Linked DNA regions of Homo sapiens: region 1 is linked to region 2. Evidence: chromatin contacts called from ENCODE Hi-C or POLR2A ChIA-PET data. All regions are on one chromosome and are shown on one strand. Each heading gives the region's core, a stretch centred on a gene start or an enhancer-like site at or near the end of the contact. The rest is flanking DNA. Distances are from core to core; before and after follow the strand shown. Region 1 holds the start of YIF1B (Yip1 interacting factor homolog B, membrane trafficking protein). Region 2 holds the start of ZFP14 (ZFP14 zinc finger protein).

The links. A loop is a pair of places that touch in the nucleus more often than their neighbours do. ChIA-PET counts read pairs that join two places held with the same protein, here RNA polymerase II (POLR2A). Pooled maps may share reads with other maps.
Region 1: a pooled map shows a loop between it and region 2 (10-fold over the local background). The contact joins the promoter of YIF1B here to the promoter of ZFP14 in region 2. A Hi-C loop is called at or near these places in 2 of 50 pooled maps. POLR2A ChIA-PET finds 5 or more read pairs at or near these places in 2 of 52 experiments (Panc1 and activated CD4-positive, alpha-beta memory T cell).

What each region holds. Positions count from the first base shown.
Region 1 is chr19:38,313,327-38,317,614 of GRCh38, reverse strand. It overlaps YIF1B (Yip1 interacting factor homolog B, membrane trafficking protein), which reads left to right and starts at 1,668. Exons shown (of 8, transcript NM_001039672.3): 1 at 1,668-1,755. The coding sequence starts at 1,698. RefSeq lists a silencer at 1,344-1,833.
Region 2 is chr19:36,377,543-36,382,138 of GRCh38, reverse strand. It overlaps ZFP14 (ZFP14 zinc finger protein), which reads left to right and starts at 2,938. Exons shown (of 5, transcript NM_020917.3): 1 at 2,938-2,976. RefSeq lists a silencer at 2,742-2,831.

The sequences.
Region 1 (4,288 bases), core at 419-2,918, 1.9 Mb before region 2:
GAGCAAGACTCCATCTCAAAAAACAAACAAAAAAGCAATAAGAAAAAAAAAAACATTTATGGAAGAGATGTATCTGGAGCAACCAGAGCAAGAGAGGGCTGAGGATGAGGAGAAAATGGTGTTGGAGCCCAGGGGACAGAGGCTAAATCAGAGGTGAAGAAGAATGCGGGCATTTCGCTCACAAAAAGGAACCACAGTGGAGCCAGCACTCATCACTGAGAAACCAGGAGCAGCCCTTAAGGTCTCCAAAAAGACAACGTCTCAGAGGAGGAAGAGGAAGCCACAGCGATAGGGTCACTTGCTGACATCCTTCCGGATGCGCTATCGCTGCGCAGAAGTAACTTCCACCACTATGTTTTCCTGAGATAAGTCGGGGAGTCTGAGAGGGAGAGAAGGGGGGAGACTGAGAGTCAGAGAGAGGAGAGACTAAGGACGCTAGGTGGGCAGGGCTCTTCACTTGCAGGTGCGCCTGTGTGCTGTGAGTTGCTGGGGGTTGTAGAATGCTTTTGGTGGACAGAGGGAACCAGGTTGCAATGTGAGAACATTTTTATGAATTTCTGGGAAACTGCCTTAAGATCTATTCCAAGAGAGACACCTGGTTCTTCTCACCTAACTTGTTGGGTTTCCTTTTCTCACTCTAAATATTCACTTTAAGGCCGGGCACTGTGGCTCATGTCTGTAATCCTAATGCTTTAGGAGGCTGAAGCAGGAGGATGGCTTGAGCCCAGGAATTCGAGACCAGCCTGGGCAACATAGCAAGATCCTGTTTTGACAAAAAATTTAAAAATTAGCTGGGCATGGTGGTGCATGCCTGTGGTGCCAGTTACTGGGGAGGCTGAGGCAGGAGGATCACTTGAGCTCAGGGGGTCCGAGGCAGCCTGGAAAACAGAGGAAGACCCTGTCTCAAAATAAATAAATATTTACTTTAATACCTAAGGGATGTCAAAAATTGTATAAGCCCCTACAACTCCAATTAGCCCCTCAGGAACACAAATGTTTCTCTTTTCCTTGCTCCACAGCCTTTTCTGGCTCTCCAGTGCTCTCAATGACCCAAACTGAACGGCTGTCTGCAGAGAACTGCATTTCCCATCGACCTTTTCGCTCGATATTTACATTTTAAAAAATGTTTTGTAGCGATGGAGATCTCGCTGTTGCCCAGGCTGGTCTCGAACTCCTGGGCTCAAGCGATCCTCAGCCTTCCAAAGTGCTGAGATTACAGGCGTTAAGCCACTGAGCCTGGCTAAATTAAAAAAAAAAAAAATTGTAGGGATGGGGCGGGGCGAGGGTCACTATGTTGCTCAGGCTAGTCTCGAATCCCTGGGCTGAAGCAATCCTCCCGCCTCGGCCTCCCAAAGTGCTGGAGTTAGGGGCGTGAGCCCCGGCAAGGGGCAGACACTCATTTTCTGTCGTGGCAGACACCGCCTCCTCCTGGGATTGGTCCCGGCCTCGCCCTCCTGCCACTCAGGCCTTGACTCGCTTTACTGCATGAGCCCAGTAGCCCAGTCTCCGCCTCTTACGTAAGGCACCGCCCAGTCGTCCAGGCCTCCGTGAAGGGGGGGGCTGGAGGGGTCGGGGGGGTGGGGGCGAGGCCTTCCCTCAATCCTGACGTCCATTGGCTGTCTCTTCGCCGGCGGGGCGTGGGTACGGGAGCCGGGCGGGCACGCTCCGAACCGCGGCTTAGGTGGCGGCGGCGAAGGATGCACCCGGCAGGCTTGGCGGCGGCGGCTGCGGGGACGCCCCGGCTGCGTAAGTGGCGTACGTGGCCGGCGGAGGAGATCGGGCGGGCGGGGGCGTGGCGGGGCGGCCGCGTCGGTTGGCGAGGTCACTGCAGGTCAGAGGTCACGAGATCAAGGATCTGGAACCCTGAGGTGTGCACAGCGCTGGGATGCCAGGTTCGGGTAGGAGGCCCCTTGGGGGGCGATTCTTTAGGAAATTCCTTTAGAAGAAAACAACTTGGGACTGGATAGCGTGCGATATGCAGAGAAATGCAACTTTCATTCATTTGCAGTTAGCGATCCGCCCTTCCCTGCTCCCCACCCTTCCGTGGCTCCCCAGTACCCGCCTGCTGTCGCCCACACCCTTAGGACAGCTTCGTGGCCCCCCGGGAGCGCAGAGGGCCATGCCTACCGCTCATTTAAGAAGCGAACCTGTATTGTGCTGTTGGCCCCCTTTTCCTGTCTCTTCATCTCCGTGAGTGTGCTGTGTGTTTCATTTATTCATTCAACCTAACTTGTCTCAACTCCCATGTGTCAGGCCCTGTGTTGGGATGGAGATGTTGTGGGAGCCCTGAGGAGGCACATGACCCAGCCTAGGGGTGTCAGTGAAGCTTCCTGGAAGAGGATACTTCTTTTTCTTTTTTTTTTTTTTTTGAGACCTAGTTTTGTTCTTGTTGCCAAGGCTGGAGTGCAATGGCGCGATCTCAGGTCACCGCAACCTCCGCCTCCCGGGTTCAAGCGATTCTCCTGCCTCAGCCTCCCAAGTAGCTGGGATTACAGGCGCAGGCCACCACGCCCGGGGTGGTATAGACGGGGTTTCTCCATGTTGGTCAAGCTGGTCTCAAACTCCCGACCTCAGGTGATCCGCCCGCCTAGGCCTCCCAAAGTGCTGGGATTACAGGCGTGAGCCACCGCACCCGGCATGGAAGAGGATAATTCTGATCATGAAAAGTTACCCAGGAGAAGGAGATTTGTAGTGAGAGGGCAGGCTGGGCGTGCTGGCCTACACCTATAATCTCAGCACTTTGGGAGGTCGAGGTGGGCGAATCACTTGGGGCCAGGAGTTGGAGACCAGCTTGGGTAACAGCAAAATCCTATCTCTAATAAAAGTACACAAAATTAGCCGGGTGTGGTGGCGAGCACCTGTAATCCCGGCTACTTGGGAGTCTGAGGCTTGAGAATCACTTGAACCCAGGAGGCAGAGGTTGCACTGAGGCGAGATTGCACCAGCCTGGGCGACAGAGCAAGACTTCGCCTCAAAAAAAAAAAAAAAAAAAAAAAAAGAGGGTGATCCACCTGCCTTGGCCTCCCAAAGTGCTGGGATCACAGGCATGAGTCACGGTGCCCAGCCAACCAGCCTGGCCAACATGATGAAACCCCATCTCTACTAAAAATGCAAAAAAATTAGGTTGGGCGCAGTGGTTCACACCTATAATCCCAGGATTTTGGGAGGCCGAGGTGGGAGGATCACGAGGTCAGGAGTTCGAGACCAGCCTGGCCAACATGGTGAGACCCCATCTCTACTAAAAATAGAAAATTTAGCTGGGCGTGGTGGTGTGCGCCTGTAGTCCCAGCTACTCAGGAGGCTGAAGCAGAAGAATTGCTTGAACCTGGGAGGTGGAGGGTGCAGTGGGCCGAGATTTCACCACTGCACTCCAGCCTGGGTGACAGAGTGAGACTCCATCTCAAAAAAAAAAAAAAAAAAAATTAGCCGGGCGTGGTGGCGCGCACCTGTAATTCCAGCTACTCGGGCGGCTGAGGCAGGAGAATCGCTTGAACCCAGGATGCGGAGGTTGCAGTGAGCCAAGATTGCGCCATTGCACTCCAGCCTAGGCAACGAGCGAAACAACGCCTCAAGAAAAGAAAAAAAAGAGAGAGAGAAGGAAAGGCATTGGAGGCCTGTGCCAAGTAAACAAGTAGACATATGAATATATATTCAGAAATTATTGTGAGTGCTCAGAAGAGAAAAAGAAAGCACCACATGTTATGAGAAGGAACCAGACGAGGTTAGTGCATTACAGGGAGGAGTGAGGAAGGTCTCTGCAAAGGCAGGGGCCTCTGTGTGATATTGGGAGGTGCTGATGGAGGGAGGTTGTTCCAGGATGAAAGCTCTGCATATTCAAAAGCCAGTGGGGGCAAGGAGCTTGGCAGAGTCGGGGCCTGAAAGGCCATGTGGCTGGCTGGTGCATGGGATCCCCAGGAGAGGTTGCAAACCATGGTGGTTGGCAGGAGTGGGTCATGCAGGGCCTAGCAGGCCTTTGGATTTTTTTCAGAGCACAGTGAATAGTGATCTTAGGCAGAGGATGACGTGGTCTTATTTGTATTTAAAAAGATCACTCTGGGCCGGGTTAGGTGGCTCACGCCTGTAATCCCAGCACTTTGGGAGGCCGAGGCGGGCGGATCATGAGGTCAGGAGATCAAGCCCATCCTGGCTAACACGGTGAAACCCCGTCTCTACTAAAAATACAAAAAAATTAGCCGGGCGTGGTGGTGGGCGTCTGTAGTCCCAGCTACTTGGGAGGCTGAAGCAAGAGAATGGCGTGAACCCGGGAGGCGGAGCTTGCAGTGAGCTG
Region 2 (4,596 bases), core at 1,689-4,188:
GAATAAATGAAGACTCCAGAAATATATTGAGAAATAACATGGATTTAATTCCTGCTGAGGCATCTTTAGTTTTTATGATTTCAAAGTTACTAAAATCATATACATATGATATATATGTGTGTGTGTGTATATATATATATATATATATATGAAAAAAATTGAGTAGTTGGAATTACAGATGTGCATCACCATGCCTGGCTAATTTTTGTATTTTTTTGTAGAGTCGGGATTTCCCCATGTTACCCAGGCTGGTCTTAAAACTTCTGGGCTCAAGCCATTTGCCTGCCTCAGCCTCCCAAAGTGCTGGGATTACAGGCTTGAGCCACCGTGCCTGTCCATGAACTGTTAATAAGAACAACAAAAAGGTTAGAATGACAGGTTTTAGAGGTACAATGGAAGGGTTTTTTACAAAGGACACTGCTCTGTGTCAAATGATGGAGCATTTGACACGTGGGTTTTTTTTTTTTTTTCCTACTAAGAGAAACTGCGGATGTCTGAGAGGCAACTGAAAATATTAATAGTACAGATTTAGATACTAAGAAAAGAAATGAAACTCTCTGAAAGAAATGCTCTTATTCTGCATGATTATGATGAATTGAAGGTCCAAATCGCTTTTTTCAAACTAAACGACATGAGAAACAATCTGAAGAAAATCCTATTTCAGAAGGTCAGTGAGCATGATATTGGACCAAGTGCCCCATCATTTGACACAGAGCAGAGCAGGGCCCTTTCCAAAAATCCCTCCATCGTACCTCAGTGAAGTCAGGCGTTAATTCTCTGGGGCTGTTGGACAAGGAAAATGACCTACAGTTAGTTATCTTCACCAGCAGTCTCCTCACCAGAGAGGGTGTGAAGAATTTAGCCCCTAGTGTCAGAAGGCCTCAAAACTTAGTCAAAACGAGGCCAGGTGTAGTGGCTCAAGCCTGTAATCCCAGCACTTTGGGAGGCTGAGGCAGGCGGATCACTTGAGGCCAGGAGTTTGAGACCAGCCTGGCCAACGTGGTGAAACCCCGTCTCCACTAAAAATACAAAAAATTAGCTGGGCGTGGTGGTGGGCACCTGTCATTTCAGCTACTCAGGAGGCTGAGGCAGGAGAATCCCTTGAACCTGGGAGGCTGAGGTTGCAGTGAGACAGTATTGTGCCACCACACTCCAGGTAGGGTGACAGAACAAGACTTTGTTTCAAAAAAAAAAAAACTTAGTCAAAACAGAGAATATGGAGGAGCTATTTTAATAATTCTTTTTATTGTTTTTTTAATGGAGTGTTGATTTCCTTACATAAATTTAATTGTAAACATGTACATAGGACCGTGATTTTGAATTAAAAAAATACTTTGGGCCTTCGGCCTTCTTAGTAGTTTTTTTTGTTTTGTTTTGTTTTCGTTTTTGTTTTGATACGGCGTCTTGCTCTGTCGCCCAGGCTGGAGTGCAGCTGCACGATCTTGGCTCACTGCAACCTCCGTCTCCCTGGTTCAAGCGATTCTTCTGCCTCAGCCTCCCGAGTAGCTGGGACTACAGGTGTGCGTCACCATGCCCAGCTAAATTTTTTTGTATTTTTAGTAGAGACGGGGTTTCACCATGTTGGCCAGGCTGGTCTCAAACCCCTGACCTCAGGTGATCCACCCGCCTCGGCCCCCCGAAAGTGATGGGATTATAGGCGTCAGCCACCGCGTCTGGCCACCTTCTTAGTAGTTATAAAGTAGCTCAGATTTTTCATTTATCTCCTATTTCATGCATATCCTATTGTTTGCAAAATGAAACCAGATTGCCGAGGCATTTTCAAATATCTTCTAAAGTTTTATATTCTTAAGGAAAGAACAAATTCTTTCATGTATTAACTAATATATCAAAGAATTTGGGATACAGAAGATGCCTCAGGGTGGTCCCTGGTGGGCTTATCCCATTTCTTTCCTGAAGGAACGCAGGACAGGACAAATTCAGTCTCATTGGAGACAGACCTCTCCAGTTAGTCTTTTTCTTTTGAAACGGAGTTTCGCTCTTGTTGCCCAAGCTGGGGTGCAATGGCGGATCTCAGCTCAATGCAACCTCCGCTTCCCGGGTTCAAGCGATTTTCCTGCCTCAGCCTCCTGAGTAGCTGGGATTACAGGCGCGCGCGACCACGCCCGGCTAATTTTTTGTATTTTTAGTAGAACAATACATTCACAACTGCAGGAGATACGAGACACACACACACACACACACACACACACACACACACACACACACAGAGACAGAGACAGAGTGGGAGAAAGGGAGAGGGCAGTGAGCACGAGCGACCTTTCTAGGTTTACGTCCTGCTCCAGGTTCTGGTGGGCTTTGAGAGTATTTTCATTGCATGCCTGATGTGTGCCCACACCTTGCTTGGGTGTATGCAGTGAGTAACTGGTAGGTGTTTAGTACACATATTAGGCATCTGCTGGTGCCAAAACTTCTTTCTAAATCCTCCGCGGCTGAGCCTGGTGGCTCACGCCTGTAGTCCCAGCACTTTGGGAGGCTCAGGCGGGAGGATCTTTTAAGCCCAGGAGTTCGACACCGGCTTGGGTAACATAGGGAGATCTGGTCTCTATAAAAACTTAAAAAATGAGTTGGGCGTGGTGGCGCGCGCCTGCAGTCCCAGCTACTCTGGAGGCTCGGGTGGGAGGGTCGCTTGAGCCCGGGAGGTCGCGGCTGCAGTGAGCTCTAATCACGCCACTGCACTCCAGCCTGGGCGACAGAGTAAGACCCTGTCTCAAGAAAATAAACAAATAAAAGTCTTCCTCAGCGACAAAAGCAAACGCAAGCCCGAGCTCGCCTCAGCCCCACGCAGCGCGGAGGGCCTTCCCGCCCCGAGCGCACCCGGGGCTCCGGCCCCCGCGCATGCGCACTCCGCGCAGCCCGTTGGGGCTGGAACCAGTCCCTCCCATCGGCGGACTACATTTCCCACAGGCCTCCGCTCGCAGTTCTTTCCGGCTTCGCTGCTGGTGTCGGCTCCGAGAGGTGAGTTGGTCGCTTGCACCGAGGCAATGGGCGCGGGGGTGGCGCGGGGGCGGCGCAGACCTCAGTGTGAGCCAGGAGGCAGTAGCTGTGGAGTTTGTGGCGCTGACTGGGCGCCGGGTGCCCTGTTGCGTCCTCTGCCTTCTCGCTTCAGAGCCGCCCAGGTCCAGCGGCCCGGAATGGCTCCGAGTTAGATACAGGAACCCCGGAGTGAATGAAGGCCCCCAAACAAAAAGACGCAGTCTGAAGAACTGCAGATTGCACAGCTTTACCCGAGCTCCCTCCCATGGAAACTGCGGGGAACTCGGAGACAGATCCCAGCCCCGTCTTCGTGTACCTGGCCTTTCGCTCTGATACGGGAAAGGGTCAGCTTTATTCCAGGCTCCCTGTTATTTCCATCGGGTTTTGCGCGCAGTAGACGGAGGGAGCAAGTGCGCTAGCGGGGGTGTGTCCTGCTCAGCCAAGGCCGGCTCCAGGAAAGGCCCGCGGTCTCAAGATTCCCGTCTCCTTTCCCAATCCTGCTGTTCTTTAGGAAGGCAGCGGGGAGAGGAGGAAATGATTGCTGTTGCATATAGACAAGTCAACATCCAGATGAGTTTGTGTTTCCGTTTTGTTCCATGAAGTGTAATTTTTATTTTTTCTGGGCGTGGGGGCATTTGCTTTCCTCTTCTGTGGAATGAAAATCAGCTCGGACTGAACAATGAAGCAGCTCTGTCATTAATCAGGCTAGGAAGGAAGAGACAGATAAAGCCAGTTGCAAAATTAATAGAAAACATGATTTCTCCCCAGGTGGTGCAGTAGTTGTAAAATGGCATAATGACTCCCTCTTTGAGAGATTACAGTTTTCTTACCAGTGATGTTCTAGACTTGCTTTGCTGTTTTCATTTTATTACTGGGGATACCCTCTTGATTACACTCATGATTGCATTCAATATCTCATTAATCCCTGCCTCTCCTAATCTCACCTCGGAAACAGCAGCCATTCCAGATTGCAGCTGTCATTAGATCCTCCTTAGAATCTTTCAGCTGGAACTCAACCGTTTACGAAAGAGCTTTTCTCGTCTCTCTCGTCCATTCTATTCCAACCCTTCCTGTGGAATTTTCTCCCTTTCTGCCAGTCAATAGATATGATTTTGTCAGACTATGCGGGCTTGTTCCAGTTAATCTTCAGCTAGTTAGACTTTAACCCCTGAAATGTCCTGTCCACTGACCTGGTGCTTTGGCCTTCCTTCCCAGTGAATGATGGGGTGATGAAGGTAGATTCCAATTCCTACCCCTTTCCAGTAGGTTTGTTTTGTTTTGTTTTTTTTTGTATTTTTTGAGATGGAGTCTGGGTCTGTTACCCAGGCTGGAGTGCAGTGGCACGATGTGCTCACTGAAACCTCCGCCTCCCGGGTTCAAGCAGGATTCTCCTGCTTCAGCCTGCCAAGTAGCTAGAACTACAGGGATGAGCCACCGCACCCGGCCTCCAGTAGGTATTGACATGAGCATTTGGCAGTAATTTAGTTTCTCTTATGAGCTGCCTCTTTCTAATCATTTGGATGGTCTGGAAGTAAACCTCCTGAAGAGAAGCTAACTGCAGAGCTTTATTTTGTTACTTAAGTTTTTTTTTTTTTTTTAGAG